Linked DNA regions of Homo sapiens: region 2 is linked to region 1. A link is a loop called in an ENCODE intact Hi-C map of the cell type or tissue named here. Cell type or tissue: IMR-90. All regions are shown on one strand. Each heading gives the region's core, and the rest is flanking DNA. Links, peaks and the distances in the headings are about the cores only. Region 1 has its middle 91 kb from the start of SLC28A3-AS1. Region 2 has its middle 39 kb from the start of SLC28A3-AS1.

Region 1 (5,381 bases), core at 136-5,135:
TTTAGGAAAATTATTTTTATGTTAGCTATTTTTAAAAGCTTATCGGTTACTCGTAAGTGCAACTCATTTAAAGACATCTGTGTATTTTAAGGTAAATCTAATCTTCATCACTTTAATGTATTCAGTGTTGTCTCTAAAATCTCTTTGATGTCTAGTAAGCTTTTCTCTAAGCTCTGAATACTAAGTATTAAATACTTTCTCCTTGATGTCGAAAGTTGTCATTTCATGTTTGCTATAGGTCAGCGCTGCCAGATAGGACTTCCCATGGTGATGGAAATGTTCTCTCTTTGTGCTATAAGGCAGCCAGTAGCCATACCTGGCTATTGATTATTCATCATGTGGCTAATGCAATTGAGAAACTGAATTTTAAATATAATTTAAACTAATTAAAAATTAAAGAGCCACACGTGGCTATTAGCCACTCTATTGGACAGTGCAGTGCGTTCTTAGTACTACCCATCATATCTAGTCCTATTAAAGTCATACTGTTGCAGCCCAAGGGGACCCTACTTAAGAGCAGTATGTGACTTTTCCTGGGCAATAAAACTTTGCTTCATTTTCATGCATAACGTGTTCCTAAAAAGCTGTATGTATGGAGAGAAGTTTTGTATCAAATCATGTTTTCTCATTTAATCCTATTATAATTTCAAGATGGCAGAGCCTCTGAAAAGTCTTTGATTTCAACATTTAATAGATCCAATTGAGTACATTAACCCTTGCTTTAAGAAGTTTTTGATCTTTATCAACATCTTGTCTTTTTATGTCAATTTTTTCTGGCTTACACCCATCTTGGAAAGGTTAATTAAATGGATTTTGCAAATTGGATGGGCATAGCGAGCTGTGTTTCCTTATGGAAACATTCGAATTCCCTGTGGCTCACAGGACATTGTTCTTGCTCCTGTTGCCTCTGTTGCGTCTTTGCAAGCAAGCCCAGAGGTAAGGGCTCAAAATTCTATACTCCAAGTAGACATCTGCCTAAAGCACAGACATTTTTGCCTGGATCTCCTTTCCCTTCTCTTTAGGTCCTAGAAGTCAGAAGCCTTTCAGAATAAAAGCTGTGGGAATAACCCAATCCTGAGGGTAGGGATTGGGAGGCTAGACTTAATTTAATTCCCCACTGCCTGCCATGAGTGCCTGGCCTGATGCAAGACTCTGGGGGATAGATATAGCCCCCAGATATATCCAAGACTCTGGCTGGGGGATACATGAGTAAGAAAAAGTTTTTGCTTCTTTTGAGAAGTCTACAACAAGTGCTCCAAGACAGGGCTACAAAAACAGTAGTAGGAACTTGAGGAAGAAAATTCATGTAGAAACCATTCACAGAGGCTGCGTTTTTTTTCCTCAAGGAACTTTCTGACCTGATACTATTAATCTGAGAAGCAACGATCACTTCCCAAATAAAAAGGCAACTAACCTTCCTAGTCAAGATGCTAGAGTCTGTGAAATGCTCCCATACCCATAATCCACCTGATGGCCACAAAAAAAGCCTTTCTGGGAAAGCAGGGAACGTGGCATCCATATTTGAGTAAAAAATTGATGCTCCCCCCAGTCTCCTGGCTTGTAATCTTATAAATACTACGTTTAGGACTTTACATTCTCTCTTCTCTCCCAAAGAGCAGTATGAGTAATTTTTGTCTCATACTCTTTAGTTATGTTTTTTAAAGTACCTTGTTTGATAGCAAAGACATTGAATCAACCTACGGGTTCATCAGCGGTGGAATGGGTAAAGAAAATGTGGTGCATATACACCACGGAATACTATGCAGCCATAAAAAAGAATGAAATCGTCCTTTGTAGCAACATGGATACAGCTGGAGGCCATTATCCTAAGTGAATTAACATACAAACAGAAAATCAAATACTGCATGTTCTCACTTACAAGTGGGAGCTAAGCATTGGATACTTGTGGACATAAAGATGGAACAATAGATACTGCAGACTACTAGAGAGGAGAGGGGAAGGGAGGGAGGGAGACAAGGGCTGAAAACCTTCCTATATTAGATGCTGTGCCCACTCCTGGGTGATGAGATCATTCATACCCCAAATCTCAGCATTATGCAATACACACATGTAACCAACCTGCACATGTACTTTCTGAATCTAAGGTAAAAGTTGAAATTATTTTTTAAAGTACCTGTTTAAAGTCGTGTTTACCCTCTTAAAGAAAACACTTCTAAATTGCTCTCTCCTTTTCCCTTTAATATTCGAGTCACCATTATAAATGCTTCAGCAAGGTGACCAATGAATGGTGAGGGTTTTGGGGTAGCATAAAGCTCCCCAAAGAGAGGCATACCTCATTTTATTGTGTTTCACAGATATTGCATTTCTACAAATTGAAGGTTTGTATCATCCAAGCATGGAGCAAGTCTGTTGGCATCGTTTTTCCACCAGCATGTGCTCATTTCATGCCACCATGTCACATTTTTGTTACTCTCACGATATTTCAAGCTTTTGCTTCTTGTTATATCTGTTCTGGTGATCTACGATCAATCATATTTGGTGGTACTGTTGTACTTGACTGCTCTGCCACCTGTTCTCCCATCTCTCTTTCTCTCCCCCAGAGTCCCTATTCCCTGAGACACAAAAATATGGAAGCTAGAACAATTAATAACCCTACAATGGACTCTCAGTGTTCAAGTGAAAGGAAGAGTCCCATGTCTCTCACTTTAAATCAAAAGCTAGAAATGCTTAAACTTAGTGAGTGAGAAAGGCATGTTAAAAACTGAGACAGGCCAAAAGCTAGGCCTCTTCCACCAAACAACCAAAGTGGAGAATGCAAAGGAAAAGTTCTTGAAGGAAATTAAAAGTGCTACTCCAGCAAACACACGAATGATACAAAAGCGAAAGAGCCTTATTGCCGATAGGGAGAAAGTTGCAGTGGTCTGGATAGAAGATAAAACCAGCCACAACACTCCCTTAACCCATTTATGCCTGAGGTTGCAATTTTTTGAATTTTTGCAATCAGACCTTGGCGATGATCTTGAGCAGTAGCATATAAGTAACCCCTACATGCTTAGCATTCCAATAATGGAATGCTAGGCATAAGTATTAAGCCAAAGCCAAATTTAGAGTAAGGCCCTAAATCTCTTCAATTCTATGAAGGCTGAGAGAGGCAAAGAAACTGCAGAAGAAATGGTTCTCAAGGTTTAAGGAAAGAAGCCATCTCCGTAACATAAAAGCACAAGGTGAAGCAGGAAGTGCTGATGGAGAAGCTGTAGCGAGTCATCCGGAAGATCTAGTTAAGATCACTGATGAAGCCACCTGTATTAGGCTGTTCTCCATTGCTGTAAAAAAAAATACATGAGACCGGGTAATTCCTAAGAAAAGAGGTTTAATTGGATCCTGGTTCTTCAGACCCTGCAGGAGACATCGTGGTGGCATCTGCTTCTGGGGAGGCCTCAGGAAGTGTTTACTTATGGTGGAAGGCAAGTGGGAGCAGGCACTTCACATGGTGAAAGCAGGAGAAAGAGAGAGTGAAGAGAGTGAGGTGCTACACACTTTTAAACAACCAGATCTTGTGAAAACTCACTTTCTTGAGGAGGGTAGCAAGCCCAGAGGGTTCCACTCCATGGCCCAGCCACTACCCACCAGGCCCCACCTCCAACACCGGGGCTTACAATTCAACATGAGATTTGGGCCAGGACAAATATCCAAACTATATCACCACCTTCACCATCTACACTAAACCACAGATTTTCAGTATAGATGAAACAGCCTTATCTTGGAAGAAGATGCCATCTGGGACTTTTCATAGCTCGAGGGAAGAAGTCAATGCCTGGCTTTGAAGCTTCAAAGGACAGGCTGACTCTCTTGTTGGGGAATAACGCAGTGGGTGACCTAAAGGTGAATGCTCATTTACCATTCCAAAAATCCTAGAGCTCTTAAGAATTATGCTAACTCGGCCGGGCGCAGTGGCTCACGTCTGTAATCCCAGCACTTTGGGAGGCCAAGGCAGGCAGATCACGAGGTCAGGAGATCGAGACCATCCTGGCTAACACGGTGAAACCCCGTTTCTACTAAAAAATACAAAAAATTAGCCAGGCATGGTGGCGGGTGCCTGTAGTCCCAGCTGCTTGGGAGGCTGAGGCAGGAGAATGGCGTGAACCTGGGAGGTGGAGCTTGCAGTGAGCCAAGATCACGCCACTGCACTCCAGCCTGGGTGACAGAGCAAGACTCCATCGCAAAAAAAAAAAAAAAGAAAAAGAAAAAGAAAAAAAAGAATTATGCTAACTCTACTCTGCCTGTGCTCTGTAAGTGGAATAACAAAGCCCAGATGACAGCACATGTGTTTACACCTTGGTTTACTGAATGGGTTATGATCACTGTTGAGACTTACCCAGCAGAAATAAAGATTTTTTTTCAAAATATTACTGCTCATTGACAATGCACCTGGTCACCCAAGAGCTCTGAGAAAGATGTACAAGGAGATCAATATTGTTTTCATGCCTGCTAATACCACATCCATTCTGCAGCCCATTGATTAAGGAGTAGTATTGACTTTCAAGTATTATTTAAGAAATACATTTTGTAAGTCTATAACTATCATAGATCACTATTTCTCTGATGGATCTTGGTGTATAAAAAACCTTTGGGAAGGATTTATTATTCTAGGTGCCATTAAGAACATTTATGGGCTGGGCATGATGGTTCAGGCCTGTAATCCCAGCACTTTGGGAGGCTAATGCAGGAGGAACCCCTGAGCCCAGGAGTTGGAGACCAGCTTGGACAACATAGTGAGACTTCATCTCTACAAATAATAATAATAATAATAATAATAATAATAATAATAATAATAAGCCAGGCATGGTGGCATGTGCCTGTGGTCCCAGCTACTTAGGAGGCTGAGGTCGGACAATTGCTTGAGCCCAGGTGGTCAAGGCTGCAGTAAGCTGTGATCATGCCACTGCACTCCAACCTGGGTGACAGAGCGAGACTCCATCTCCAAAACAAAAAAAAAAAAAAAAAAAAAAAAGAAAAGTGTGATTCATGGGAGGAGATCAAAATGTTGTCAACATTGACAGGAGTTTGGAAGAAGTTGATTCCAACACTCATGGATGACTTTGAGGGATTCAAGACTCCAGTGGAGGAAGGAACTGCAGAGGTGGTGGAAGTAGCAAGAGAACTAGAATTAGAAGTGGAGACTGAAGATGTGACTGAATTGCTGCAGTCTCATGAAAAAACTTGAAAGGATGAGGAATTGCTTCTTATGGGTGAACAAATAAAGTGGTTTCTTGAGATGGAATCTACTTCTGTGGAGGTGCAATGAACATTGTTGAAATGACAACAAAGGATTTAAAACATTACATAAACTTAGTTGATAAAGAAGTGGCAGTGTTTGAGAAGGTTGACTCCGATTTTGAAAGTTCTACTGTGGGTAAAAT
Region 2 (5,381 bases), core at 266-5,265, 53 kb after region 1:
TCTGTAATTTGAGCAGGGCTTGGCTGGGGCAGGCCATCTCTGTACCATGTAGCATCAGCTCGGCTGGCTCAACTAGGGCTAGAGGATTCATTTGTAAGGTGGCTCTCTTACATGACTGGCAAGTTGGTGCTGGGGTCACCTGAAAGTTCAGTTCCTCTCCACAAAGGTCTGTCCTCAGGCAACTTAGGCTTCCTCACAGCATGGCAGAATCGAAGAGTGAGCATCTAAAGAGAACCTGGTGGAAGCTGAATGACCTCTCCTAATGTAGCCTCAAAAGCCACATAATGTCATTTCTGCCCTAGTCATAGCCTACCCAGATTCAAGTGAGAAAAAAGAGTTAAGAGGGGCAGACATAAGCTCAATTCCTCCACGGGAGAAGAATTAAAATCTAATTGTTTATTGGAAAAGGCAAAACTATCGAGACAGTAAAAAGATCAGTGGTTGTTAGGATTTCAGGGAGAGGAGAAGAGGGATAAATAGGGGCAGAGGGGACTTTTAGGGCAATGAAATCATTCTGGATGACACTATAATATATGACATGCATTTGTCAAACCCCTAGAACTGTACAACAAAAGAAGCGACCCCTAATGTAAATCATGAACTTCAGTTAATGTTTTTTATTTAAAAAATTTTTAATTTACTTCTTAAATTTTAGATTCAGGGGATACACCTGCAGATTTGTTATATGGATATGTTGCATGATGCTGAGGTTTGGGCCTCTAATGATCCTGTCACCTATGCCTAAGTAGTGAATGTAGTACCCAATAGGTAGTTCTTCAACTCTTCCCTCTTCTTACCTCCTCTCTTCCTCCCCACTTTTGGAATCCCCAGTATTTATTGTTCCCATCTTTGTGTCTGTGTGTCCCCAGTGTTTAGCTCCCTACTTATAAGAAAGAATATGCAGTATAGGCCAAGGCAGGCAGATCATGAGGTCAGGAGATCAAGACCATCCTGGCCAACATGGTGAAACCCCATCTCTCCTAAAAATACAAAAATTAGCTGGGCATGGTGGTGCATGCCTATAATTTCAGCTACTTGGGAGCCTGAGGCAGAAGAATCGCTTGAACCCAGGAGGTGGAGGTTGCAGTGAGCCAAGATCACGCCACTGTGCTCCAGCCTGGCCACAGAGCTAGACTCCATCTCAAAAAAAAAAAAAAAAAAAAGAATATGCAGTATTTGGTTTTCTGTTTCTGTGTTAATTCCCCTAGGATGATAATGTAATTGGTTCATATTTGCAACAAGTGTACTCCACCAATGCCAGATGTTAATAATAGAAGTGTTTCATGTTCTTTTATGCAATGATAGTCAGGTGTGGCCATAAGAGGAGGCAGTGGAGAGGCTCAGGAAAACAAGGTTTCTTATACCCACAGGTCCTACAGACAGAGGCAGGGCATACCATGCCACATAGAACCACATGGAAAGACACCGGGTGCTCAGGAGGCAGAAGACAGGAGGGAGGGGAAGGTTGAGACTGGAGCCTTCATGGGGGCATCTAAAGGAAGGGCACATTCTATTCTCTGCAGAATTTTCAATCCTTAATTAGCATAACCATCATAAAACCTCCTTTTTCACACTTAGAATCCCTTGACTTTCCCCTCTCTGTGAATTCCTCAGTTACTTTACTCACTGGTGGGTTTTCCCTAGCTTGGCAATTTTTCCCTTAAGCTCTGGTAGTCTTTGTTTTATTCTTTGACATATAGGAAGTAAATTAATAGGTGTTTTTATTAACTTTAGGTGCTATTTATATGGAGGTTTCCCTCTGGAGTGAGTGAGGTTCTTACCGGTGGTGGGTCCAGGTGGGGTCTTCAGTATTTGATTCTTGTCTTCTTGGAAGAAAGAATTCAGCCAAGAGACAGAAGCAGATTGAAGGCAGAGATGAGAGTTTATTGAAGCAAGGAAAAGTACATATAGAAGAAACCAAACAAGGAACTCAAAAGATTGAGCACCCCGCCTGCTTGTTGGCTTAGGGCTCTTATAGAGCTACTGTTTCTTGGTTCTTCCCAGTCTCCTGCCCTCGTCCTTCCCCTTGGGTGGGCTGTTGGCTAATTACCACATGCACTGTTTGGTGGTTGACGCTATGCACATGCTCTTTTAGGGCAATTTTTCCTTACTGGTCTAGCGCCCCCAGAGGAAGGTCTTATACCAGTCAAACTCTGCCATGTTTCCTCTTACTGCACATGCCTGGACATGTTTGCTCAATTCTCAGGATCTTACTGGGAAGTTGTTGCCCATGAGCTCAAAATGTTTCCTGGTTGTTAGGAAATTTTCCCCTCTCTGGCACCAGCCAGGACCATCATTCTTGAAGAGCTGCCTGACAATTGCATGACAGTCACCTAACTGTTGCCTGACATTCCTCAGGACCCTATCCTGCCCTGCCCCTATCTGTCTATCTACCTACTCCAACAAGATGAGGGATGTTAGGGGCCTGTGATTCCCTTCTCTGTGTCTCAGTGCCCTGTAACCACCCTCACCTCACTGAACAAACACAGAACTGTAGGACTGAGAACCAGAGGAGAAACCAGGTTGGGGGACCCTATTTAAGAAAAAGAATTTTTTAAAGTTCAGCAAAAATGTATCTGAAAAACAACAAATATTGATTCCAAATGAGAAAACAGATCCCAACAAATTATAAATTGAGAAATTGCAGTCTCTTAATTGGAATGTACAGGAAGGGTTACCTTTCTAAGGAGCTTGCACAAGTGCACGGCTGAAAGCTTAAGCTTTCTCAGCTTCCTGGGTAAATCTCATTCTGATGACCACAACACCCCCAAGCATTCACTCCCCTTTTCCCAGCAGCTCAACACCTCCAGCTTCCTGTTAGCTTCCAGTAAGGAACACAGTTTTGAATTGAGGGTGAGCAGCTGCTTATGGATATAAATGATTCACTGGTGAGAGACCTGGGCCTTTTCCCTGTGGATTAGCCCCTTCCGTGGAAATTAATTAACTTCTTTGGGCTTGGCTTGCTTTCTTCATAAAATGTAATCATGGGACTTGCAGGCTTGTAATTCTACAAGAGGGATCAAATGATGTGAGTGAAGGATTTTTAAGTTGTACAACCACAGGCTTGTGAAAACTCATGTGATTATTGGTGTTGGGTACTAATGGGCTTTTCCCTAAAGATATTCTACTTACGATCCTCTCTTTTAAAAGTAAAGTAACCAACAGGTAATTTAAGACATGGAAGTATATGCTATCTGCATACAGACAAGTAATAAGTGGTTTTAAATGATAATAAACAGGTTTTCATCATGGTGGGTGGGAGAAATCTCTTTTATGGCTGCTTTCCAGATACTTCCAAGACCTATCTTGAGGGTAGGTTCTGTGTCTCTCTTGTCTGTATTCCTATCATCTGGCATTTTGCTGTGCTCATCGCAGGCTCCATAAATGTTTGACAAATAAATACATGCATTACAAAAGAATTCTGTTTTATGGAAGTGCTATCTAAAAATTGCACTTATGGGCTGGGCATGGTGGCTCAAGCCTGTAATCCCAGCACTTTGAGAGGCCAAGGCAGACGGATCACCTGAGATCAGGAGTTTGAGACCAGCCTGGCCACCATGGTGAAACCCCATCTCTATTAGAATACGAAAATACTAGCTGGGCCTGGTGGCAGGCGCCTGTAATCCCACCTACTTGGGAGGCTGAGGCAAGAGAATCGCTGGAACCTGGGAGGCGGAGGTTGCAGTGAGCCGAGATTGCCCCATTGTACTTACGGTGCATTTAAACAAACTTAACTCTCTGTTCTCCTTCCTCCATTAAGAGATATAAACAACTCTTTCCTATTCTAGGGTCTAGGGTCTGGTCCCTTGGGACCATCAAATGGTTGTTCACTGGCAATTAAGCCCTTTTATTAAAGAAAAGGCAAGTGAATGAAGGTTTTGAATTTCCAGGGTTGGGAAAGCAGGCTGGCCCCAGGGTGGAGGTGGAATTTAGAGCCTGCAGAGGACCAGGGTTCAGGTGTGAGTGGAAAGAACCTAGGAATACTGAGCCTGGCCCTTCAGGTGTCAGGACCGACCTGGGGTGACAGAGAATGTTTTGGAGTGGCCTGGGAGCCTGGGGCGGGGCTTCACAGGCCTCAGGAAGCTGGTTATGGGGCCCACCGGTGACAGAACAACAGTGGATCCCCCAGCCCTCTGCAAGGAGCAAGGGTAGCAGAGAAGCCAGATGCTGAGAGTTCCCCACCCACCTCTGGAACCTGTAGACCCCTGATGATCAGAGAGAAGGAAAGTGAGGTTGGAGAAGGGACAGACATTGAATGTTCCACCAACTCAGGAGAACAGGTGCCTGAGAGGGATTGCATTAGAATTAGACAATCAAGACATGACCTGTGACACCATTTAATGCCTCTAATGCCATGGAACACAGGGACTCAGTGGACAGGTGAGTACTTGCAACCTACTCAAGGAGGCTATGGAAGCTACTGTGTAGTTTGGAAGACTACGGCCTGGGAAAGCAAGCTCAGAGATGGTGGAGGATGTGAGTTGTGGAGAGTCAACCAGGCTGCAGCTTTGGACAGCTGGTGGGGCATAATGGGCGGTAGGGATAGAGGCAGTGTTGGGGGAGAGGAAAGCCCTTGGCAAGACATTTGAATTTGATCCAGGACACAGGTAAGACTCAGGGGAAGGTTTTAATCAATATCAGATATCTGACATTTTATCAATGTCAGAATATGGTGGCTTTGGAAGACAAGTTCAGGAGCTGGGTACAAGCCTGGGAATCACCAGGCTATTCTGGGGCCTGTTATGATGGCTTATAGCATAAGACATCTGGTGTGGTTTTATGCCATGGCGGCTGGCACTGCTTGGTTTCCAGTGCTTTGGGGGGTTCCTCAGAGCCTGCCCTTGTCCTGTGTTGCTATGGGTTATCACTGAAGACCAAGATCCCCTGTGAAAGTTTCTGCCTAAAGATACTAGAGGATCAGCTTCAGGCTCAATTCTGCCATTTTTTCAGACTCTTAACCCAAGGTACCTTAAGGTCAGTGCTCTTGACTGTTGGACCAGACTTTATAGGGGCAATTTGAAGCCACATGCCTCCATTGCAGGCAGTCTCATGGTCTTGAAAGACAACCCAGCTCCCAGGAGCGTTGTCAAAGTCTTCCCCAAACTTGGACCCAGTAGCTGTGTGGTGATTTGGGGAACATACCAGGACGACTCAGAAATCTGCATTCTACTTTTGAGCAGAAATGTCTGTGTCCCTTTCAGGGTACTCCATGATGCCGGGAATTCTGTGACAGACAGACATGTCTTCCCTTTGTTTTGAGAGCAGAATATTTCTTGCCTTTGTGTGTTCTGTGGGATGTCAGGCAATCAGGCCGGCCCCATCACAGCACTTTGCAGCTGTGATTCATGTAACATTTCATTTCAAGAAATGGCATTTCTTTA

The links. Peaks named below come from ENCODE experiments on the same cell type or tissue, not always from the same donor. Only the 100,000 strongest peaks of a DNase experiment are listed, where the experiment ranks them.
Region 2: a loop joins it to region 1, with 4 times the contacts of the local background. A loop is called at or near these places in 4 of 110 quality-filtered maps.

Annotation. Positions count from the first base shown.
Region 1 is chr9:84,184,305-84,189,685 of GRCh38, forward strand. No RefSeq gene overlaps it. Among named protein-coding and RNA genes, the nearest start is that of SLC28A3-AS1, 91 kb to the right of the region's middle. In IMR-90, for the core only: no CTCF peak of the experiment used is centred there; no DNase peak of the experiment used is centred there; H3K27ac peaks cover 168 bases.
Region 2 is chr9:84,236,726-84,242,106 of GRCh38, forward strand. No RefSeq gene overlaps it. Among named protein-coding and RNA genes, the nearest start is that of SLC28A3-AS1, 39 kb to the right of the region's middle. In IMR-90, for the core only: a CTCF peak has its summit at 2,166; no DNase peak of the experiment used is centred there; H3K27me3 peaks cover 23 bases.